2 separate regions of the Homo sapiens genome follow, and region 1 is linked to region 2. The links are chromatin loops, found by intact Hi-C in ENCODE. Cell type or tissue: B cell. All regions are shown on one strand. Links, peaks and the distances in the headings refer to the core of each region. The heading gives the core; the rest is flanking DNA. Region 1 holds the start of LOC124903731 (a long non-coding RNA gene). Region 2 overlaps LOC105369213 (a long non-coding RNA gene).

The links. A loop is a pair of places that touch in the nucleus more often than their neighbours do. Peaks named below come from ENCODE experiments on the same cell type or tissue, not always from the same donor. Only the 100,000 strongest peaks of a DNase experiment are listed, where the experiment ranks them.
Region 1: it touches region 2 in a loop (2.8-fold over the local background); 2 of 110 quality-filtered maps call a loop at or near these places.

Annotation. Positions count from the first base shown.
Region 1 is chr16:81,825,247-81,837,651 of GRCh38, reverse strand. The region is part of intron 2 of PLCG2 (phospholipase C gamma 2); the gene reads right to left. LOC124903731 (a long non-coding RNA gene) reads left to right here and starts at 5,758. Exons shown (of 2, transcript XR_007065139.1): 1 at 5,758-5,854; 2 at 7,816-8,066. RefSeq lists enhancers at 480-669, 4,505-4,554, 5,245-5,826, 5,827-6,408. In B cell, for the core only: a CTCF peak has its summit at 5,692; DNase peaks (open chromatin) are centred at 4,601, 5,761 and 9,505; H3K4me3 peaks cover 3,278 bases; H3K27ac peaks cover 7,745 bases.
Region 2 is chr16:81,746,197-81,758,601 of GRCh38, reverse strand. It overlaps LOC105369213 (a long non-coding RNA gene), which reads right to left. Exons shown (of 4, transcript NR_189584.1): 3 at 2,636-2,732. It also overlaps a transcript of PLCG2 not described here. Among named protein-coding and RNA genes, the nearest start is that of PLCG2, 27 kb to the left of the region's middle. RefSeq lists enhancers at 102-161, 5,320-5,927, 5,928-6,536, 9,701-9,770, 12,092-12,405 and a silencer at 11,276-11,468. In B cell, for the core only: no CTCF peak of the experiment used is centred there; a DNase peak (open chromatin) is centred at 6,161; H3K4me3 peaks cover 966 bases; H3K27ac peaks cover 3,151 bases.

The DNA.
Region 1 (12,405 bases), core at 1,939-9,938, 79 kb before region 2:
AATCAGGAAGACGGAAAGGGAACTGAGAAGGAAACCACACTCCCAACCTTGGTTCAGGCTCCCTAGGCACTGCCTGTTGTTAACGCTTTGCCATGGCACCCACGACACGGGGGTCCCTGCGGAGAGCATCCCTTACTCCTCCCAGGGGATTCTACCAGCCACCTCTGGGCTCCGCCTTCTGCCAGGACCCGTCCTATTTCCCGCCCAGCTAGAAATAGATGTTCATGCAGCCTCCTGATAAGCTGGGCACTGAAACCCAGAGGAAGTGGCCTGCAGGGTGCCCACTCGTTTGGAAAAGGCAAAGGTCACACAGCTATAGAAGCCAGCTGGGACCACAATTCCTAGGAATGTCAGCAAGGAGTTGAGGTAGTCTGAGAACTGGCAGAAGAGTAAATGCAGACTTCCCTTTCAACAACAGCCTTTCATTTGATCACACACTTTTCTGACTTCCATCTGAAGCAGCACTGCATGTATATGTATTCTCGTTCTTTGAGTTTGCTAGTTTGTCTTTTTTTGTTTTTGTTTGCTTTTTACAGCAAGAGAAAGGTTCTCAAAATACAGACAACTACCTTAACTTGGATGGCCTGGAATAAATTCTAGAGTTGTAACTGATGTTGAGTCTTCCCATGGAGAACGCTGGTCCTCAACTTCCTACTAAGGACCTTTCGGCTTCAGAGAAAACCAAACAGGAGGAAAGGGAAGGGAAACCACATGCACAGAAACACTGAGTACATGCCCGTGTGCACAGCAGGGGTCCTGACACCTGTGCACTCATGTAAGGCTGAGATGACTGTCTTCCTTCCACAGGTGGGGAGGCTGAAGCAGAGAGAGTCACTGACTCATTCAAGGTCACAATGGTTGAGCCAGAACTTGAACCTGAATGGCCAGGCTCCAAAGTTTGCACTCGTTTTTGAGACATAGTGTTGCTCTGTTGCTGAGGTTGGAGTGCAGTGGCACAATCTCAGCTCACTGCACCTCAGCCTCCTGAGTTCAAGCGATTCTCCTGCCTCAGTCTCCTAAGGAGCTGGGACCAAAGGAGTGTGCCATCATGCCCGGCTAACTTTTGTATTTTTGTTGGAGATGGCGTTTCACCATGTTAACCAGGCTGGTCTCAAACTCCTCACCTCAGGTGATCCACCCACCTCACCCTCCCAAAGTGCTGGAATTACAGGCATGAGTCACCTTGCCCGGCCCAAAGCTTGCACTCTTAACCACTACCAAGGGAAGGATGAAACGAGAAGCCAAGATCCAAAGTGCTCTCCCCTGCAGACAGCAAAAACCTCTTGGCTCCACCAGTGGGAATACGAGTCCATGGCTGACACGTGGGCCAATACAGGGCACCAGGAGATCCACGATCCAGTCCCACTGCCACTACCTTACTGTGTGACCTTGGGAGAGTCATTTTACCTCCCTGGGCCTCAGTTTCCCCCTCTGAGAAATGCAGGGATTGGGTCAGCTGTGTCATTTGGATAGTCTCTAGGGTATGAAAACACTAGTTGACACCAATTCAGGATGAAAATGACTCTGGTCTTGTCCTTGGTGGCCCTGGAAAGAAAGTATAAACGGGTAATGTTGGGGGTTGAACTGCATCCCCCAAAAACATACATAGAAGTCCAGTCCCTGGTATGTGTGAATGTGGCCTTCTTTGGAAATAGGGTCTTTGCAGATGTAGTCAAGATGAGCTCATGCTGGATTAGGGTGGGTCCTAACCCAAGACTACTGTCCTTGTAAGAGGGAAATTTGGACAGAGACACACTCAGAGGGAGAGATGGGAGTGCCAATATCCACCAGCCAAGGGACACCCAGGGTCACCAGCAGCTACCAGAGGCCAGGAAGAGGAGAGGAAGGATCCTCCCCTAGAGCCTCCAGCGGGAGCACTGCCCTACCAACACCTTGATTTCAGACTTCTAAGCTCCACACTGCAAGGGAATAAGTACATTTCTGTTTTAAGTCCCTCATTTTGTGGCACTTGTGTTATGGCAACCACAGGACACTAATATAGGTAATAACATGGTTTTCCTATTATCTTCAATTATTATCATTATTATTATGATTATTATTATTATTATATTTGAGACCGAGTCTTGCTCTGTCGCCCAGGCTAGAGAGCAATGGCACAATCTCAGCTCACAGCAACCTCCACCTCCCAGGTTTAAGCGATTCTCATACCTCAGCCTCCCAAGTAGTGTCACCACACCCGGCGAATTTTTGTATTTTTGGTAGAGATGGGGTTTCGCCATGTTGGCCAGGCTGCTTTCAAACTCCTGACCTCAGGTGATCTGCCCGCTTTGGCCTCCCAAAGTGCTGGGATTACAGGTGTGAGCCACCACACCCGGCCATCTTCATTATTATTATAACAGCTACTTACTAAGTGTTAGCTGTACGTAAGGTAGTATATTAACTGCTTCACCTAAATTATCCCATTTCGTGCCAGCCACCCTACGACAGAGGAGTCATTATTATACCCATTTTGCAGACATAAAATTCTAAGGCTCAAAGCAGACAAGGAGCTTGTCCAAGGTCACACAGTGAATCAATAACAGAGCTGACACCAAACCAAGTAAGTGGCACCTGGAAGGCCACTTCCTCCTCTTTGGGTACCTCCACCTCCTCCCACTGAGAAAAACAGTGTTCATGACACCAGGAGGTGGGCAATGGGCCTTTCCCCTGCCCACAGGGTCTGTTCTCCAGAGAGCAGATTACAGCAAGGACTTGGCACTTTTGCAGTAGTACCCAGTTCTACAATGGACCAAGGCTGCCTCCCCATCCACCCAAGAGGAATCCAGAGTTAGCCATAAAAGACCAAAGGAACAAATAAAAACTCCTCAGCTCATGGCCAAGAAGCTCTGGGGACTGGCAGGAGGTTTTGTTAAAGGAGATTGTCCTCGTCCTGGGAGCCCTTGTAAAGGGCAGCCATGCCTTGGTCCAGTGGGTTCTCCTCCCCACCCTGCTCAGATCTCACCCTGTCCCAGGTGGGTCCTACCAGAATCTTCCTCTCAGGAACATCCCTCAAGGAGCCCCAGCTCTGAAACTCCCAACAGCAGCAGCAGCAGCAGCAGCTCTGCAGATCCAGGGTCTATCAACCACGTGACGAGTGCTCTCTGTCCATCATCTCAGCGGTCTCTCCCAAAGCCCTAAGTAACTACCATTATCATCAACTCCATTTTGCAGAAGGGGAAACTGAGGCTCAGGCAGGTTGGGCAAGCTGGGGTCTGAGTCCTGCCAGTCTAGCTGCAGGCCCAGAGTTCTCCAACACCACCCGCGCCGGCTCCTGGGCTAAGACTCTCACACAGACCGCCCTCACAATTCTGCCAGCAGCCAGCAGAACACCGAGCCCTCCGAGGTCAAGTTCAGGGCAGAAACACCTACTGGGACAGAGAACAAACCAGGTCCCCCTTACTGAACATTTAATAGGTGTCAGAGTTGACCTCAACATCTCTTTAATCCTCCCACCAATCTTGGGAAGAAAGCCCCATTTTCCAGAGACAGCCCAGGAAGATGAAGTCACCCATTCAAGGCCACCTGGCTGGGTTTTGATGCCAAAGACACCAGGGTAGTCTGTGCGGGTGGCCCACAGTGGAAGGCCCGGAGACAAGGTAAGTCCAGTTACCTCCTGTCCCCATTCCCACGTTCCAGCAGCTGCTCCCTGAATGACCTCTCAGAAAACCTTGGGGTGAACCTGCTAGCTTCTGGCTAAAGATGAATGCTTCCTTTGAAGTCAGGTAAGCCTCTGCAGACAGAGAGATGCCAGAAGCATTCAGCACTCCCATCGCCAAAGGCAATCGTTAGGCAAGACACACAGGAGGCCGGGCGCCGTGGCTCATGCTTGTAACCCCACCACTTTGGGAGGCCAAGGCAGGAGGACAGCTCGAGCCCAGGAATTCCGAGACCAGCCTAGGCAACACCCTCACCTTGGCTGTAAGTTCCCACCTCTACAAAAAAATATATATAATAATTAGCCAGGAGTAGTGGTGCATGCCTGTGGTCCCAGCTACTCAGGAGGATGAGGTAGGAGCATTTCTTGATCCTAGGAGGTGGAAGGTACAGTGAGCTGTGATCACACCACCGCACTCCAGCCTGGGTGACAGAGTGAAATCCTGACTCAAAAAAAAAAAAGATTTTTTTAAATTTTGAAATTGAAAAAAAAAAAAACAGGCAGGAGTATCCTTTTACCTTGTCAGTGATTAACAGGAGAGGCCAGGGGCTTCCAGGTGCCTCCTCCTCACCCACAGGGAACGGCCACCCCGGGCCAGAATACTGGCTCAGGACCCGTGTACCGACCGGAGCCACAGTCCAGGAAAAAGGACCCTGGGGGTGTGGACAGATTGCGAAAGAAGGCCCCAGTCCTCCAGAAGCTTCTCCAGAGCCCAGTGACTCTAACACACAACCAGGCTGTGGCCCCCACAGAAAGGTAAAGCACTCCTTCTTTAAAGGGTGATTTTCATTCTGGGGTTGCTGAACCCCAAACGTGGTATCCTCATGCTGTGGGCTCTTCTCACAGACCAGACTCAGGGAAGGAATGGGTTCTGCGAGGTGGGTGCCAGCAGGAAAGCACCCTCACCTTGGCTGTAAGTCCCCACAAGACACCCCCTCTCTGAGAGGTTGCCTTCCGCTTCTGGACTTCCCTTTCCAGGTCCTCATCACATCTCACAAGCGTGACTTGTTTCCCTCAGTTACTGTCATGGCCCCAGCAGCAAGCTGGGCACACAGGAGGCCTTCAAGTATCGGCTGACCACTGGCTGCCTGGGCCTCACACGCTGACACCTTCCTATCTGGGCACTTAGCCTGCTCTCTTATGGCTAATGGGTCACCCACAGGGTCTCCCACTAGCTGCAAGGATGGCAGGCCTCTGCCTCATTCTCTAGCTTTGCAAGAATGGGATCTGATCCTCACGCAGTCAACTGGATATCATACCACTCACAGAAGTGTAATTAAAATGGTAGATTCTGCCTGGGCGCAATGGCTCATGCCTGTAATCCCAGCACTAAGGGAGGCTGAGGCAGGAGAATGGCTTCAGCTCTGCAGTTTAAGACCAGCCTGGGCAACACGGCAAAATCCCATCTCCACAAAAAATACATACACACACACACACAAATTAGCTGGGCATGGTAGTGCACATCAGTAGTCCCAGCTACCTGGGAGGCTGAGGTGGGAAGATAGCTTGAACCCAGGAGACAGAGGTTGCAGTGAGCCGTGATCATGCCACTGCGCTCCCACCTGGGTGATAGAGTGAGATCGTGTCTCAAAAAAAGGCAGGGTGGGGACAGATTCTACTCAAAAAGGAAAAGAAGAGCATGCATTAGGGAATATTCACTTAACCTCTTTTGCTTAATCTGAGGATTATTCCTAAAATGTGGCTGCCATGTGGAGCGGAGCCCAGGAGAGAGGCTCTGATGGTGACTGCCACCTCTGACCACTACCACTGTTAACAATGATGGTGAATATCCCCCCAAGTATTCACCATGAGTCAGGCACTGAGCAAAGGCTTTATGTGCATTTCCTCATTTGAGTGCCACAGAATCGCCACAATATCACTATTCCCCCCCTCCATTTATCAAAGGAGAAGACTGAGGCCGGAGGACGACAAAGCCCACTGCTGGTAACTGTGTCCGAGTGCCCAGGCTCAATGGTGGGGCATGACTGGCTCCAGCAAGACAGCAGCCTGCAGAAGTCAGTCCCTTCCGCTAGGGCAAGAGGAGTCACCCCTGCCCCCGCTTTGCCTGTGCAAATGAGTCTTCATTTGTGGTTAGCAAGCCAGCCCTTCATTTCCCCACCAGGCTCAGAGTTTTGCAAACCAAAGTTGGGGGATGGCTAGCGTGGCCTCCCGGCAGTTCCTGTTGCAGACAGCTAGAAGGTAAGAGCCTTCCTTCCCTTTCAGACAAGGCAGGATTGGGGCAAGAGCGGGGAGCCTCCTGGGGTCCCCATTACCCTCTAGCCCAGGCACTTCTGGCCTAAGTTCCCCCTAACACAAGGATCTGAGTCCCACTCGGGGTACAAATGCCTGCTGGACTCCACAGCTTGGGGCTGAAATCTACCTGCCTCCCTCTTTCCCAGCACTGGTCAGAGACCCAGCCAGGGGTCCCAACTGGAGTATGGGGTTGGATGAGGTTCAAATACTAACCCCACCATGTCCCCAGGTGTAAAACTGAGACAAATAGAGAGGGCCAGTTTCGTGGCATTGACATGAGGATTTAAGGAGACCAAGTTCATGGCCAAGTGCTTAGTGCAGTGCCTGGCACACAGCCTGTGTTTAAATGTTTGCTGCTATTATCCACAGATTCTCACGATGATGGTCACGTCCGTTCATTCAGCCATTAGGTCAACAAAGAGTAGGTAAAAGCCAGCGTGCCAGGCACTGTTCTGGGAGCTGGGGATACAGCTATGAATAAAACAGACCAAATTCCTGGCCTCGAAGAATTACATTCTAATAGGAGGAGACAGAGACAAGTCAATATTTATTACACTTGGCAATCACAAGTGCTACAAAAACTAAACCAAAGAAGAGCAAAGCATGGTGTGTGACCAGGAGGGAGGGGCTCTCATAGAAGGTGTTATCAGGGAGGCCTCCCCAGAGGTGGTGACATCTGGGCTGATGTCTGAGATAGAATATTTCAGGCAGAGCAAATAGTAAATGCAAAGGCCCCAAGATGGAAATGTGTATGGTTGGTTGTAGGAAGAGCAAGGTTGTCACCAGCTGGGACACACTGCGTATGCTCTCTGAAACCCTCATGACCCGCAGTGCCTGTCCATCTCCCCTCTCCTGCCTGGACATTCTAGTCACGCTGTCTCTGCACTTGCATATACCCTCAGTCATCCAGAAGCCCGATGCCCCCCTCACCCTTCCCATCCCCCTCCACTATCACACACTGTGTCTGTCAGTCTCCTCCAGGGTCCTCTGGAGTCAGCTGCAGCCCTTGGCAGATGATTTTGCCATTTCATTCATATATATACATATATAAAATATATGTGTGTATATATATATATACACACACACACACACACACCCCACACATTTTTTTGTTGTTGTTTTTTAAGACACAGTCTTACCAGGCATGGGGGCTTATGCCTGTAATCCCAGCACTTTGGGAGGCTGAGGCCTATGGATCACTTGAGGTCAGGAGTTCCAAGACCAGCATGGCCAACGTGGTGAAATCCTGTCTCTAATAAAAATACAAAAATTAGCCAGTGGTGGTGGCATGCGCCTATAATCCCAGCTACTTGGAAGGCTGAGGCACAAGAAACGCTTGAACCCAAGAAGTGGAGGTTGCAGTGAGCCAAAAGTAGCACCACTGCCCTCCAGCCTGGGCCACAGAGCAAGACTCTGTCTCAAGAAAAAAGAAGAAGAAAAAGACAAGACACTGCTGGAGTGAGTGGCATGATCACAGCTCACTACAGCCTCAACCTCCTGGGCTTAGGTGATCTTCCCACCTCAGACTCCTAAGTAGCTGGGACCACAGATGCGTGCCAACATGCCTGGCTAATTTTTGTACTTTTTGTAGAGACAGGGTTTCATCATGTTACCCAGGCTATTCTCAAATCCCTGGGCTCAAGTGATCCCCCTGCCTCAGCCTCCCAAAGTGCTGAGATTATAGGCATGAGCCACTGCACCCGGCCACTATTATATATTTAATCTCTCCACTCCTTGAAGGCAAGACAGCACTGCCCGTTCATGGGTCCACAGCAGGAAAGTGCCTGGCACCTAGTGGGGATGCCACCGAGAGGTAGAATAAGCCCCCTAGAGAGCGATTTGGCACTCACTACTGAGGCTGGAAATACACACGCCCCCCCACTCAGAGGTTCCTTCCCCATCCACAGCTACCACAGCACCCTCTGCAATTTCAAAGGAGAAAGGGACTCAGCACAAATGCCCAGCAGGAGAGAGTGGACAAAATGGCTCTTGTCACCAATGGAATGCTCTACAGCAATTCAAAAGAAAGAAACACCTCTACATATCGATGGAAATAAACAAAAACTAGGTGCAATGTGGTGTCCTGGATGAATCCTGGAACAGAAGGAGAACATACGAGGAGAAACTGTTAAAGTCCAAATAAATTCTGGAACTTTGATAGCGATGTGGTAATGTTAATTTCTCACTTTTGGCAAAGGTATCATGGCAATATAAAACAGAGAAATGGGCCGGGTGTGGTGGCTCACACCTGTAATCCCAACACTTCGGGAGGCCAAGGAGGGTGGATCACCTGAGCTTAGGAGTTCGAGACTAGCCTGGTCAACATGGTGAAACTGGCTAGGCACGGTGGCTCACGCCTGTAATCCCAGCACTTTGGGAGGCCGAGGCGGGCAGATCACCTGAAGTCAGGAGTTCAAGGCCAGCCTGACCAACAGGGTGAAATCCCATCTCTACTAAAAATACAAAAATTAGCCGGGCACGTTGGTGTGTGCATGTAATCCCAGCTACTCAGGAGGCTGAGGCAGGAGAATCGCTTGAACCCGGAAGACAGAGGTTGCAGTGAGCCGAGATCGTGCCACTGCACTCCAGCCTGGGTGACAGAGCCAGACTCCGTCTCAAAAAAAATAAAATAAAATAAAAACTACTAACTACCCCATTAATGAATGAAAATCACAGATACAAAAAAGACAGGGCAGAGGGGGCAGTCCTTGTCATCATTAAAAGCCAGGTCCTGTGCTTTTCTGACTATTCCTGAGACTAGCAATGTTTGAGAGAATGGCCCACACAGGAAATTCATTCTGTGATCTCCTGTAAAATCAGAATGCAGTTGGTAAGATACAGCCTCTTATCTCCTGAACTCATGATCCACCCACCTCGGCATTCAGAAAAGAAAAAGGAATGCAAGTTAAGGGGAAATAAATTCACATTTGTTGAAACCTTCTATGTACCCGACTTCACCAGGCACTCAGGAAAATGCCACATTGTTCAATCATCACAGCAGCTTCGGAAGGCTGAGGCTGTGACGGCTGGCTTCTATATGAGGAAACTGAGTCTCAGACGACTTTTATAACTTGCTTAAGGTTGTAAAAGCAACCTTTTCTCAAGACCCTCTGCTGACCCGCAAGGACTCGCTGATCAAAACTGCAGCTCATAAAAGCAAAGGAAGAGGCACCACACCACAGCACAGAATAAAAATGACGCTTCTCGGCCGGGTGCGGTGGCTCACGCCTGTAATCCCACCACTTTGGGAGGCCGAGATGGGTGGATCACGAGGTCAGGAGATCGAGACCATCCTGGCTAACATGGTGAAACCCAGTCTCTACTAAAAATACAAAAAAATTAGCCGGGCGTGGTGGCAGGCACCTGTAGTCCCAGGAGGCTGAGGCAGGAGAATGGCGTGTACTTGGGAGGCGGAGCTTGCAGTGAGCCGAGATCACACCACTGCATTCCAGCCTGGGTGACAGAGCAAGATTCTGTCTCAAAAAAAAAAAAAAAAAAAAAAAAAAAATGACATTTCTCAACAGTCTGGAACAGACTTCACAAGTTGTTGGCCTGGGAACTGCATCAGGGTACAGGAGTGTTTTGTCAGGTGAAGATCATTTTGCTTATTTGTGTGTTTCAATGAGTCAACTTTTTTTTTTTTTTTTTTTTTTGAGACGGAGTTTTGCTCTTGTTGCGCAGGCTGGAGTGCAATGGCATGATCTCGGCTCAGTGCAAGCTCCGCCTCCCAGGTGCAAGCAATTCTCCTTCCTCAGCCTCTCAAAGAGCTGGGATTACAGGCATCCGCCACCATGCCTGGCTACTTTTGTATTTTTAGTAGAGACGGGGTTTCTCCATGTTGATCAGGTTGGACTTGAACTCCCGACCTCAGGTGATCCACCCACCTTGGCCTCCCAAAGTGCTGGGATTACAGGCATGAACCACCGTGCCTGGCGGCGTCAACGCTTTTTTTTAAATGAGGAGATTTCACAGTAACAACCTACATTTCCAACTGCAGATCTGTGGACCCTGAGCCTGCAGCATGACGTAGGATCTGTCCACTTTACACCAGGCACACATGCACTGACTCCCCGTTAACCACGGTTCCCACCACCCTTAGAACTTTCCCAGTGTGCAGCCTGTGTTTATTGTCATTTGTCCCCTAGATACAACCTGCTTCTCTTATTTAGGTCACCTATCCAGCTGCCTGCAGGTATTTATGTTTCTGATCCCTCATCTGAAACAGAGGAAGTAGGATTTTAAAGAAATAAATGCAGGCCGGGTACAGTGACTCATGCCTGTAATCCCAGCCCTTTGGGAAGCCAAGACAGGTGAACTCCTTGAGCCTAGGAGTTCGAGATCAGCCTGGGAAACATGGCAAAACCCCAGCTCTACCAAAAAAAAAATACAAAAAATAGCTGCGCATGGGAGCATACACCTGTGGTCCCAGGTACTTGGGAGACTGAGATAAGATCACTTGATCCTGGGAAGCTGAGGCTGCAGTGAGCGATAGTGGCACCACTGCACTCCAGCCTCAGTGGCAGAGTGAGACCCTGTCCCCAAAAAAAAAAAAACCCAGCAATCCTCTATAATGTATGAGATTAACCATGCACCTTACCACACATCCCGTTGAGGGGCATCCCCTGAGTCTTATTTCAGCGCAAGGTCAACAAGGACATGCAGCCCTAGGCCACAGCACAATCATGGGGCTTAGGAATCTGCAAAACATGAGGAAATTCCCTAGGGGAACAGGGAGGCTGGAAGTAGAAACAAGTCCAGGATCAAGTGTCCTATCTTCAGTCATCTCATCGGATCCACAGGAGGCAGGAGGCTGGTTCTGCGGATCTCCAGCAGGGATAAACCAAGACCTCAAATGGATACAGAAGAAGAACTTTTTAAAAACCCAGCAATTACTCAAAATTGTCTCCGGCAGCCTTGAGAGTCATACTAGAAAATCACGGTAAAGCTGTTCCAGCTAAGTGGCTTTGGGAAGGTTCTTGCTACTTTATGAAACTCAGTTTCCCCATCTATAAAATGGGTAGACTCGTCAAAAAGCATGAGGAGGATTTTTAAAGCGCCAAGGACAGAGGTTAATAAGACCACTGAGAGGACGTGGTTAATGAGTGGCTGCTGCTATCACCATTTGAAGCACTGAGTATTGTAGAGAAGCTTCCTCCAACAACCACCACTATCACTGACTGAACATGTGTTATTCTAAGTGCTTGTTACATTGAATTCTAAAACACTGCTGTGAGATAGGTCCTACTATTATTGCGATTTTATCAGTGAGGAGACTGAGGCACACGAGGTCGAGCACTTTGACCTCAAGGTCACACTGGTAAGTGCAGAGCTGAAACTGGAGCCCAGGGAACCTGCCCATGGACCCCTACACTGACCTCCTACTGCACCTAGGTGAGGACACAGATCATACTTGATGCTTTTCTCGGTTCCCCCATCTCTGAGCCTAGGATCCTGGAGCCTTGCCGTGGCAGAGGGAAGCACATCTCCAAACAGTGATGAACCCCAAGAACCAGGAGGTGGACATGATGCCAGAAATGAAGGTGGCAAAGGGGCCGAGGAGGACTCTAGCTTTCTGGCATGGGGACCTGGCTGGATGGTGGTATCTCTTACCACAATGGGGAAAACTGGAGGAATAGGTTTTAAAGGCAGAGATCTCCGTTGTTTTGGTGACAAATTCCATTTTGGACACGTTGAGTTTGAAATATTTACTAGATACCCAGTGCGACCAGACAACATTTCCAGAGCTCGCTCCAAGTTCAAAGCTCCTTTCACTGACATCTGAGAAAATTTCTCTGGTCCAATGCCATCTGATTTCTATGTCTTCTTTCTCTACGATCCACCTAACACCCTATGTGACAATCTTAGCCTTGTCATCTTGTCTCTGTCTTCCTAAGACTTGAACCCCTGAAGGACAAGACCTTGCTTTGGTCAATCTGGTGACAAGCAGAGTCTCCAGCATGTGGAGGGGCTCAGTAAATATTTACCGAATGGGTCAAGGAAAGGGATCTCAGGAGATGGTTACGTGGGAGTGTGTTTCCTATTAGATGAGTGCAAAAGTTGTCACAATTTTTGCCATTAAAGTTACAATTAAACTGCAATTACATTTGCACCAACCTACTATTACTGCTCTAAAAGATTAGAGCATCTCGGGCTGGGCGCGGTGGCTCACGCCTATAATCCCAGCACTTTGGGAGACCGAGGCAGGTGGAACACCTGAGGTCAGGAGTTGGAGACCAGCCTGGCCAACATGGTGAAACCCTGTCTCTACTAAAAATACAAAAAACTAGCCAGGTGTGCTGGCGCATGCCATGCCTGTAGTCCCAGCTACTTGGGAAGCTGAAGCAAGAGAATGGCTTGAATCCAGGAGACAGAGGTTGCAGTGAGCTGTGATCATGCCATTGCACTCCAGCCTGGGTGACAGAGTGAGACTCTGTCTCAAAAAAAAAAAAAAAAAAAAAAATTAGAGCATCTCTTCAGATCTAATTTAAAAGATTAGA
Region 2 (12,405 bases), core at 1,471-9,470:
AATGTTGCAGCTGCTGTGGAAAATAGTTTAGCAGTTCCTCAAAAGGTCAAACGCAGAGCTACTGTATGACTCAGCAAGGCCACTCCTAGGTAAATACCAAAAAGAAATGAAAGCTCATCCACACAAACACTTACACATAAATGTTAACAGCAGCATTATTTATAATAGCCAAAAGGAGAGGCAACCCAAATGTCCGTCAACTGATGAACAAATGAACCAGATGTGATCTATCCATAAAATGGAATATTACTCAGCAATAAAAAGAAACGATTTGCTGATCCACGCTACAAAATGAATAAACGTTGAAAATGCAATGCTAAGTGAGCCTGGGCACGAGGGTTCACACCTCTAATCCCAGCACTTTGGGAGGCCCAGGCAGGCAGATCGCTTGAGCCCAGGACTTTGAAATCAGCCTGAGGAACACCGCGAAACCCCATCTCTGCAAAATAATACAAAAATCTAGCCAGGCCTGGTGGCGAGCGCCTGTGGTCCCAGTTACTCAGGAGGCTGAGGTGGGAGGATCGCTTGAGCCCGTGAGGTGGAAGCTGCAGAGAGCTGAGATCACACCACTGCGCTCCAGCCTGGGTGACAGATCGAGACAGTGCCTCAAAAAACAAAACAAAACAAAACAGCAACAATAACGACAGCACATGATGCTAAGTGAAAGAAGCCTGACACAAAAGGCCACATATTATATGATTCTATGTACATGAAATGTCCGGAATAGGCAAATCCACAGAGAAAGAAAGTAGATGAGTAATTGAAGGGGTGGGGGAAGGGGGTATAGGGAGTGACGGCCTAAGGGGTACTGGGTTTCTGTTTGGGGGTGATGAAAAGTTTCAAAAATTGATTGTGGTGATGATGTCAGTGCTCTGTGAATACACTATAAGCCATCGAATCACACTTTAAATGGGTGAATTGCGTGATACATGAATTATATCTCAATAAAGCTCTTTTCCAAATGTAAAAAATAGGAAGTGCTGGAGGAAAATGTGAAACAACAGCTTTTTTTCTTTTTTCTTGTCTTTTTTCTTTTTTGAGACAGAGTCTCACTCTGTCACCCAGGCTGGAGTACAGTGGCGCTTTCTCGGCTCTTCTGCACCTCTGTCTCCTGGATTCAAGCGATTCTCTTGCCTCAGCCTCCCAAGTAGCTGGGATTACAGCCACCTGCCACCGCGCCCGGCTAATGTTTATATTTTTAGTAGAGACGGGGTTTCACCATCTTGGCCAGGCTGGTCACTAAACAGCTTTTTTTTCTATGAGGCTTTTACTCTTTTGTTTTTTTGTTTGTTTGGGGGTTTTGTGTGTTTTGTTTCCAGGGCCTAGCAGAAAATTGGAGCCCAGAAAATGGGTGGGTGGATGGATGAATGGATGAATGATTGGATAAAGAGATGATTGAATGATCGGATGGGTGGATGAGTGGGTGGATGGAATTTCCAATGTGGTCCCTCCTAGAGCTCCCTTTTTCCTTTGACTCACCCAAAAGTAAAAGAGATGCAACTATTCCAAAATGATTGTCTTTTCAAAACTCTTCATTCCAGCAGCATCTGAGCTCAGGCAAACAACCACTCACCAAGATACAGAGTCACTACACTTCCTACCACATTTCCTCTCCTTTGCCCAAAGTAGCAGCAAGTAGGAACCACTGGAATCCCATACACAATTTCTAAAAACAGGCGTAGAGGCGCGGTGTGTGTGTTCCAGGCCTGTGCCCCAGGCTGTGGGGCTCTCAAGACAGATCAGACTCGGAACAAACTGCTGAAGAAGCAGGATAAGGCAGCAAGCTCACTGAAGAGCCAGGCTGTGCAGTAGACACATCTAGGCTCAAACGCAGCTTTGTTGTTTGGGCAACTCACTGTCTCTCTGGGCTCTCAGCTCCTTATCTGTAAAACAGTGCCAATAACACCCGCCTCACGAAGTCCACGCCTCTTCAACACCAGTATTAATGAGGGGTTCACTTGGGACCTGGTACCTCTCACTTAGCTTCCTTCTTTCCCCCACCACCTCTGTGCCTGGCCTCCCCTGTCCTGAGACACTGTATGGTGTGGTCACCTTCATAAGCTCTGGTTTCAGATGACCTGGATTGAGTACAGGCTTGGCTCCTCCACTGTGTGACCTTGGGCAACATACTTAACCTCTCTCTGCCTCCGTTCCCTCATCTGTAAAATGGGGTTAATAATAATAGCTGCCGTATAAGATAGCAGTTTGTTCTGAGGATTAAAGGAGATAAATCTTACAGATCGCTGAGGTCAGTGACTGGCATATACTATGCACTCAGTGAATACTGACAATAATAGCCCGGCATAGCAGCATACTCCTACAGGAAGCCCTATCTGAAAGGCGGTAGGGGGCAGTGGCCACTTGCCAGTTGGCCTTGCAGGGGAAATGTGGCCCATCCATTGGGCCTCCCCGACGGTTCCTGGGCTTAGCAGCCCTATTTGATCTTGCGGAATAATGACAATTCTACTACCCTGCTTTATGGCCATCCTATCTGTGGCTTTGAACAGGAAGCCGTCTTTCCTCCCAGACACACTGGTGCCTTTCCTGTTCTCCATGGAAACAGGCCAGGCTCGGTGCTGCTGACTGGCCTGGAGTCAGGGTTTGGTCGAGGACAGATTGGAGGCCATGTGCTTACCTGGGGGCAGCAGGGAAAGGACCGTCTTCCAGATGGACTTCGTGGAATGTTCTTTTCCTGACGCCTGGAGCTTGAGTGAGGGGTACCCTCAGAACTTCTGCAGAGATAGTTTCAGAAGCTGATGTTAAAGGAACAGGCTGAGGCTGGGTGCAGTGGCTCACACCTGTAGTCCCAGCACTTTGGGAGGCCGAGGCAGGCGGATCACTTGAGGTCAGGAATTGGAGACTAGCCTGGCCAACATGGTAAAACCCCATCTCTACTAAAAATACAAAAATTAACTGCATGTGGTGGCGGGTGCCTGTAATCCCAGCTACTCGGGACGCTGAGGGACGAGAATCACTTGAACCCAGGAGGCAGAGGTTACAGTGAGCCAAGATCACACCACCCCACTCCAGCTTGGGCGACAGAGTGAAACTCTGTCTCAAAAAATAAGAGAAGCTGACGTTAAAGAAACAGGCTGAAGCCAGGTTTGGTGGCTCACGCTTGTAATCCCAGCACTTTGGGAGGCCGAGGTGGGCAGATCACTAGAGCTCAGAAGTTTGAGACCAGCCTGGGCAACATAGTGACACCTCATCTCTACCAAAAAAAAAAAAAAATACAAAATTAGCCAGGCATGGTGGTGCATGCCTGTAGCCCCAGCTACTTGGGAGACTGAGGCGGGAGGATCACTTGAGCCCAGGAGGTCAAGGCTGCAGTGAGCCACGATGACGGCACCGTACTCCAGCCTGGGTGACAGAGTGAGGCCTTGTCTCAAAAAATATATATATAAATAAAAATAAAAAATAAAGGAACAGGCTTGGGGTGGTTTCCCATTGTCAGCCACCTCTCAGCTCAGCTGGGCTTCTCTTCCCTGCTTGCTAAGACTGAACTCATCTTTTATCTCATCTGATGCCTACCACAATAGCAGAGGAAGTGAGGATTTCCAGACCCATTTGACAGATCAGGCAATGGGGGCTCAGAGAGGGTAAGCAATTTGCCTAAGGACACACAGCTGGTTCTTCCTCTGCCAATGTTCTCTCACTTTGCACCATTCCCTTTTTGATGACCTTTGTGGGAGTCACTGCTTCTGATCCAGAATCAGATTATTCTTTAAAATAAAAGATAATAATGATAACTAAAGTTTGAATACCTACAATGTAGCAGGCATTTCCTACACATTATTCCATTCAATCTTCATAGCATATTTTATTAAATATCCCAGAGCAGTTATTGGTGTCCCTTTTGGGGATCCCTCCCACACATACTTCAGACAGGCCTTTGACATTGCTAGGGAGACACGTGAGGTTCCCACTAGTGAGCTCTGCCATGGGGCCCCACAGTCATTCATTCACTAAAGCAAGTATTGAGCACCTACACCTTACCAGGTCCTTGACAAACTGTGAAGTGCTGTGCACTGCTTTGTGAATTTCCAAGTGGATCACCACCCAGCTTGGTACAAGGTATAGGCAAAAGGAAATGGAAAGGAGATGGGAAAGGAGGGGAATGAGGTGAGGAGGGGTGGAAATGAGGTGGTGGGGAGGAGGTGGGGAGGAGGTGGGGAGGGGTGGGGAGGAGGTGGGGAGGGGAGGGGAGGAGGTGGGGAGGGGTGGGGAGGAGGTGGGGAGGGGAGGGGAGGAGGTGGGGATGGGCGGGAAGGAGGTGACAGGGGAAGGAGGTGGGGGAGGCGAGGGAAGGAGGTGGGGAGGGGAGGGAATGAGATGGGGAGGGAAGGGAAGGAGGTGGGGATGGGTGGAGAAGGGCAGAGTTTCCCCAGGAAGCTTCTCCATCCCCTCTCAACTCAGGTGGAGGTGGAGACGGAGATGGAGATGGAGGCGGCAAACCTAGAAGTGGGTCCCTAGAACCTGTGTCACTGGGTCAACCCTGAGGGATAGTTACCAAGGAGCGAAGTCCTTTCAGGCCTGGCCTGGACTTTCCTCCTAGAATCTTCTCCCCGGGGGTGGGCCTGTGATGGCGGCCAGGCCAGGCAAGAGAAGACACAGGGCAGCGCCTCACACAGGCTCAGCCTCCACCCAAGGTGGGACCATCTAGCCCAACCATGGAGCCCTGGCTGTTGGCCCAGGGATGGGGGAGTCTCACCTCCGCAGCCACTTCCCACTCCCCAGGCCCTCTCCCAGCCCTCCAGCTGCTTCTCCTGGAGATAAAACGGCTGAGCTCCCTTCATATTTTCCCCATCCTACAGTCATGGCTGTGGCATCTGCATTAGTGGCTGTGGCATCTGTCACCTCCTGGTTCCCTCATCCCCTCCCAAAAGTCAGCACTGCTGGGTGCAGTGGCTCATGCCTGTAATCCCAGTACTTTGGGAGGCCAAGGCAGGGAGATCACTTGAGGCCAGGTCAGCCTGGCCAACATGGTGAAACCCTTCTCTACTGAAAATACAAAAATTAGCTGGGCGTGGTAATGTGCGCCTATAATCCCAGCTACTAATGAGGCTGATACAGGAGAATCGCTTGAACCTGGGAGGTGGAGGCATCAGTGAGCCAAGATACAACTACTGCACTCCAGCTTGGGCAACAGAGTGAGACTCCATCTCAAAAAAAAAAAAAATTAAATTAAATGGTCAAAATGGTAAATTTTATATTATACATATTTAACCAGAATACAAAAAAAAAAAAAAAAAAAAAAAACCTGCCAGGACTTTAACACAATGCTGAACTTGGCATAACCCACCAATGACCAATGTGGATGTTTTACCAAATTGGCTCAATGGGGCTGTGAGTGGGAAAACTAAAGCTCGTGCTGTGTGGACCTGAGCTTGGTTGCACCTGCCACAGGTGGGAAGCCAGGCTGAGGTGGCGGGGAGAGGCAGGGCCGAGGGGGTGTGGAAGGGTGCGAGGCCGGGAGCAGAGCTGAGCTGCCACTGGCCATCCTCAGCAGAAGCTGGTGGGGCACCCTGGACAGCTCAGACTGAGCCACAGGCACTAGCTAATAGTAGCTCATACCATTATTAAGCACTTGCTGTGTACCAGGAATTTCTACAGACCTTCGAAGTACCGTGGTTGGTCTCCACTACACAGATGAGGAAACTGAGGCCCAAAGGAGAAAAGCAGCCTGCCCAAAGCCCCGAGTTGACAGGTGGCAGTGCAAGGCCTGGAGCCACGTCTTTCATAGCTGTCCTCTCCCTGCTGGCAGCTCTGCCCCCAACAGCCACTCACCGGGGAGGTGCCCAGTGCTAGGCTGGAGCTTCCAGCACTGGCCCTCACTTCCCTGGGCACCCTGAGGGCCCTGGCCGTGCAAGGAGTGGGCCTCGTCTACAGTCACGTCCTTCATGGAAGTTGCTGGAAGCAGATGCAGCCCAGGCCAAGCCTCAGGGTCAGTGATTCTGTTCTGGCTGGGGAGGGGGAGCTAAGGGGACCACCTCTCCCAGCCCCTCCTTTGGGGGCTCACAGAGACCTCAGATGGAAGCTGAAGTGGACTCTTGCTCTCCTGCCCTCAGCCGAGGGGCTGAGCCACTCCGGGAGGGTTTTTGGAGGCCTGCTCCGCCCCCAGCTGCTATTAGTGCTGCCACGGCCAGCCGCCTCCACCCCAGGAAAAAGAGGAAGTGGTCAGAAGCCAGCAAGAGAGAGCCTTAAAAGAGGACGTGTCCCAACCCTCACAGTCCCCTCCCTGTCAGGCAGAGTGGAGGAGCTGGCCGGGTACTTCTCAGAGCTGGCCGGGTGCTTCTTGGAACCTTCCACCTGGGGAAGCTGGAACCTGCTTTCACCCCACAATGATATTCTAAAAACACCCTAGAATTGTGAGGGCCTCCAGGCTTCCAGCATCAGGGAACTCTGAGACGCAGTGTTGGGGAACAGTGGGAGCTCCCAGCTCAGCACCCAGCACTCAGCAGGCTCATAGTTCATACGTGATAGACGGGGCCTACATCACAGTGAAGAGTTGCAGGTTCAAATCCTAGCTCTTTTATATATATTATATACATATATTATATTTTTTTTATATTTATTTTTTGAGATAGACTCTTGCTTTGTTGGCCAGGCTGGAGTGCAGTGGCACAATCTCGGCTCACTGCAACCTCCGCCTCCCAGGCTCAAGCAAATCTCCCACCTCAGCCTCCCGAGTAGCTAAGATTACAGACGCCTGCCACCATATCCACCTAATGTTTATATTTTTAGTAGAGACAAGATTTCACCATGGTGGCCAGGCTGCTCTTGAACTCCTGACCTCAGGTGATCCACCCACCGTGACTTCCCAAAGGGCTAGGATTACAGCTGTGAGCCACTGCACCCGGACTCTTTTACATATTTATAGGGTAAAAAGTGACATTATGATCTATGAATACAACGTGGAATAATTAAAGCTAGTTAACATATCCATCACCTCAAACACTTAACTTTTTTGTGATGAGACTGTTTGAATTTACTCTCTTAGCAATTTTGAAATGTACCATACTCTATTATTAATGACATTTACCACGCCATACAATAGGTCTCAAAAAAAACCCATATTCCTCCTATCTGAGATTTTGTATGCTTTGACCACCATCTCCCCATTTCCCGTCCTCGAGCCTCTGTAACCACCATTCTACTCTCTGCTTCTATGAGTTTGACTGTTTTAGATTCCACATATAAGTGAGAACATGTGACACTTGTCTTTCTGGGCCTGGCTTATTTCACTTAGCATAATGTTCTCCATCTTTATCCATGTTGTCGCAAATGACAGAATTTCCCTGGCCATCAATCTCTAGTTCCAGGCTGGAGGCAGTGGCTCATGCCTGTAATCCCAGCACTATGGGAGGCTGAGGCAGGTGGATCACCTGAGGTCAGGAGTTTGAGACCAGCCTGGCCAACATAGTGAAACCCCATCTCTACTAAACATACTAAAATTAGCTGGGCATGGTGGAATGCACCTGTAATACCAGCTACTGAGGAGGCTGAGGCAGGAGAATCACTTAAACCCTGGAGGTGGAGGTTGTAGTGAGCCAAGATTGCACTACCGTACTCCAGTCTGGACAACAAGAGTGAAACTCTGTTTGAAAAAAAAAAAAAAAAAAAAAAAAAAGCTGGGTGCGGTGGCTCACGCCTGTAATCCCAGCACTTTGGGAGGCTGAGGTGGGTGGATCTTGAGGTCAGGAGATCGAGACCAACCTGGCTAACATGTTGAAACCCCATCTCTACTAAAAATACAAAAAATTAGCCAGGTGCAGGTGTGGTGGCAGGCGCCTGTAGTCCCAAGTACTCGGGAGGCTGAGGCAGGAGAATGGCATGAACCCGGGAGGCGGAGCTTGCAGTGAGCCGAGATCGCGCCACTGCACTCCAGCCTGGGCAAAAGAGGGAGACTCTATCTCAAAAAAAAAAAAAAAAAAAAAATCTCCAGTCCCCATTCTGCTTTTTAAATGCTGAATAGTAGTCCATTGTAAATATGTGGCACGTTTTCTTTATGCATTAATCTGTTGATGGACATTTAGGTTGATTCCATAACTCAGCTATTATGAATGATGCTGCAATGAACCTGACAGTGCAGACATCTTTCAACAAACTGATTTCAAATCTTTTGGGTAAATATCCAGAAGTGGGATTGCTGTGCTGGATTTTTTTTTTTTTTTTTTTTGAGACAGAGTCTCACTCTATCACCACCCAGGCTGGAGTGCAGTGGTGAGATCTCAGCTCACTGCAATCTTCCCCTCCCAGGTTCAAGGGATTCTTCTGTCTCAACCTCCTGAGTAGCTAGGATTACGGATGCCCGCCACCATGTCCAGCTAATTTTTGTTGTTGTTGTTGTATTTTTAGCAGAGATGGAATTTCACCATGTTGGCCAAGCTGGTCTTGAACTCCTGGCCTGAGGTGATCTGTCCGCCTTGTTCTCCCAAAGTGCTGGGATTACAGGCATGAGCCACCACACCCAGCCAAATTGCTGGATCTTATACATTGTTTTCTATGTTTGCTAAAACATAGATACCTCTATGTGTTTTTAACTTTTTTTTTTTCACAATGGGATCATATTATTCTACTGTTGTTTTTACTTAACGGTATATTGCAGATCTCTTTCTAGGTCAGCAAATCCAGCCAGCTTTCTTTTTCTCAACCATGGTACCTTGCATTCCGCCGCGTAGATGGATTACACTTAAGTGAAGCAGCTGTCCATTGAGGGACATCTCAGCTCTTTCTAGGTTTGTGTCTTTGCTTCATAAGCAATGCATCTTTGGACATGTATCCTTGAACAGTGGGGTGAGTATATCCACAGGGAAAGATAAATCATTTGCTGTGTAAATGCTGGACACATACCAAAACAATTTTGACAGAAACACCAAATTGCCCTCCAAATACTTCATTGCTTGAATTGGTAACACTCATCTATTTCTTTAAATTTATTTAATGAAGGCCAGGCACAGTGGCTCACGCCTGTCATTCCAGCAGTTTGGGAGGCCAAGGCGGATGGATCACTTGAGGTCAGGAGTTTGAGACAAGCCTGGCCAACATGGTAAAACCTCGTCTCTACTAAAAATACACATAATTAGCTGGGCTTGGTGGCAGGCGCCTGTAATCCCAGCTACTCAGGAGGCTGAGGCAGGAGAATTGCTTGAACCCAGGAGGCAGAGGTTGCCAGGAGCCAAGATCACACCACTGCACTCCGGCCTGGATGACAGAGTGAATGAGACTCCATCGCAAAAAAATAAAAAATAAAATATAATTTATTTAATGAAAAAGTTTAGTTTGTTTAAGGCATATAATTTGACAAAAATCAATCAAGTGATTTTTTAAAATCTACATCTTCAGGGATTATAGAGATGTTAAAAAGCAACCCAGATGGGTTCAGAGAACAGGATCTTTGGCTGAGTTAGCTCCTACCTTCCCAAATAAACCACCCAACCAGTAGTGTGAGAACATGTAAATCAAACCCTGGTTTGGCTGCCCGGCATCCTAGACTGCTGTTTCCTGACTGAGGGGCCCCCTTGTGAAAGTCGCAGTGGAAAGGAGCTTTAGTGAGCACCACAGCCTGGAAGTAAACCTCACCCACATCTTCCACCCTGAGCTCTCTCCTGCCACCCCCCGCCACAGGCCTCAGTGCCTGGAGAGGTCCCCTGCAGGAGGGAAGGAGCCAGGTACAGTCATAGTCAAGACTGTTTCAATCCCAGCTCTGCCAGCATCTCACCGAGCCTCTCTGAGCCTCAATTTTCCTAATCTGTCAAATGTGCCCGATAAAACCTAACTGGTTCACAGGGTTGTAATGAGGATAAGATGTGGAAACAGATATGAAAGTCACTGGCTTTCCTTCCTTCTGTTTGGGTTTACCATCAAGTCTACAAATGGGGAATAGGAGATCCGAGTCTGGGGTTTTCTGACCACAAGTGCTTTCCCAGAAACAGTCTTCTTTGAAGTTATTTTTTTGCAATTTGAATAGTTTATACAGGCACATGGCATGCCATTCAAAAGGTCTCAAGGGGTAAGTGCAAGAAGTCCCCTGTTTACCCCTAATGTCCCCTCCCCCAAACCAGTTCTCCTCTCCGAGACATCCTTAGTCACCTCTTTCTTGTGTCTCCTTTCAGACTCAGTCTTTGAGCATTTCCACAAAAATGCAGCATTCTGCATACTCTGCTCTGCACCTTTCTTTTTTCATTTTTTTTTTTTTAATTTTTTAAGTTTGAGACAAAGTCTCACTCTGTCACCCAGGCTAGAGTACAGTGGCACCATCTCGACTTACTGCAACTTCCACCTTCCAGGTTCAAGCAATTCTCATGCCTCAGCCTCCTGAGTAGCTGGGATTATACGCATGTGCCACCAAGCCCAGCTAAATTTTGTATTTTTAGTAGAGATGGAGTTTCACCATGTTGGCCAGGCTATCTCAAACTAAGGGCCTTGGCCGGGTGCGGTGGCGCAGGCTTGCAATCCCAGCACTTTGGGAGGTCGAGGTGGGCGGATCATCTGAGGTCAGGAGTTCAAGACCAGCCTGGCCAATATGGGGCCACCCTGTTTCTACTAAAAATACAAAAATTAGCTGAGTGTGCTTGCAGGTGCCTGTAATCCCAGCTACTTGGGAGGCCGAGGCAGGAGAATCACTTGAACCTGGGACGCAGAGGTTGCAGTGACCCAAGATCACGCTACTGCACTCCAGCCTGGGTGATTCCATCTCAAAAAAAAATGGAAAGAAAAAAAGTCATTCATTTAACAGTCATGTCTCTAGTCTACTGTAATCTAAAACAGTCCGCCAGTCCATATTGTCTTTTATGACACTGACATTTTTGAGTGTCCAGGCATTTTGCAAATCTCTCTTAACTTGAATTTCTGTTTCTTTCCTCATAATAGATTTAGGTTAAACATTTTTTTGCAAGAATATTATATAGATGATGTTGCACCTTATTATTTTAAATGGCTGCATGGTATTCCAGTATATGGATACATCACAATTGATGTAACTCATCCTCTATCCACAGATGTGTAGATGACTTCCAATCATTTATTTAAAAAACAATACTACCATTAATAATATTATTATTATTTCAGACAGAGTCTTCCTCTGTCGCCCAGGCTGGAGTGCAGGGGCACAATCTCACCTCACTGCAACCTCCACCTCCCGGGTTCAAGGAATTCTTGTGCCTCAGTGTCCCGTGTAGCTGGGACTACAGGCACCCACCATCACGCCAGGCTAGTTTCTGTATTTTTAGTAAAGATGGGGTTTCAACATGTTGGCCAGGCTGGTCTCAAACACCTAACCTCAAGTGATCTGCCCGCCTCAGCCTCCCAAAGTGCTGGGCTTACAGGTGTGAGCCACCGCGCCCAGTCCCATTAATATTCTTAAACTTTTGTCATTTTGAAAATCTTGGAGTATGTCTGCAGGAGAAATTCCTAGAGGGGGAATCACTGAAGCTGCACATATATGCCTTTGTAATTTTGAAAGCTATTGCCAAATTACTCTTTATAGAGGATAAACCCATTAATACTATCGCTAGTACTGTTTGAGAATGCTTGACCCAGAAGCTTGTCATATGCTTTTAACTTTCATCTCACTGTGTCCTGGCTAGCAAGGTGGTTGGTGTACCTTTGCTGAATCCCTTTATGTGACAAGATTTCCTTAAGTTTTTGCCTATGAATTTTGGCTGGAATTTAATGAAATTACAACTCCCAAAATATGACAAAGTCCCCCGTGCTCTCCTGGAGCAGAATTCATACTCCTGGTTACAAAGCACATCTGTTTGCTTTGTAGGCTCCACTGGTTCCAAGAGAAGAGGGCAATGAAGGTGTGTCAGGCACTGTACCAGTTACCTGATTGACGTTATCAAGCCTGAGAAGTGGGAATTATTAATATGCCCACTTTACAGATGCTTGGGAGGTTAAACTGCCTGTTTACTCAAGTTCGACGGAGAAATAATCAATGCAGACATGAATGGCATCACAGAAGTGTATATTGCTCTTATTCTCTGCCTCCTTGGGTGTTAGGGTTGGAGATTGACAAAACGAAATCCTACACTTAAATTCAAAATCCAAAAGTTGTTCATCCCCTCCCGGCGCTGGGGTGAGAGCCCCGCGGTTCCCACCCCTGGCTCTTGGACTACGTGAAAACGACCCTCCCCAGAAGGCACCACTGTGGGTGCTCACTCTGCCCCAGCGGCCGTTTCGACTACATTTCCCAGAATGCAGTGCGTTCACCGCTGCGGCCATGCTTCCGTTTCCGCCCCAGATGTTTTCTGGGAGTTGGGTTCTCCACCTGTGCTGGGGGCGAAAACTCAAGCACTCAAGGCACCCTGCCAGTGGCGGCGGCGGACCCCCACGTGTCACGAGTAGATGAAGTTATAAACCGGGAAGCACCGGGGAGGGCTGAAAGCGTTTCTACCTCCCTTT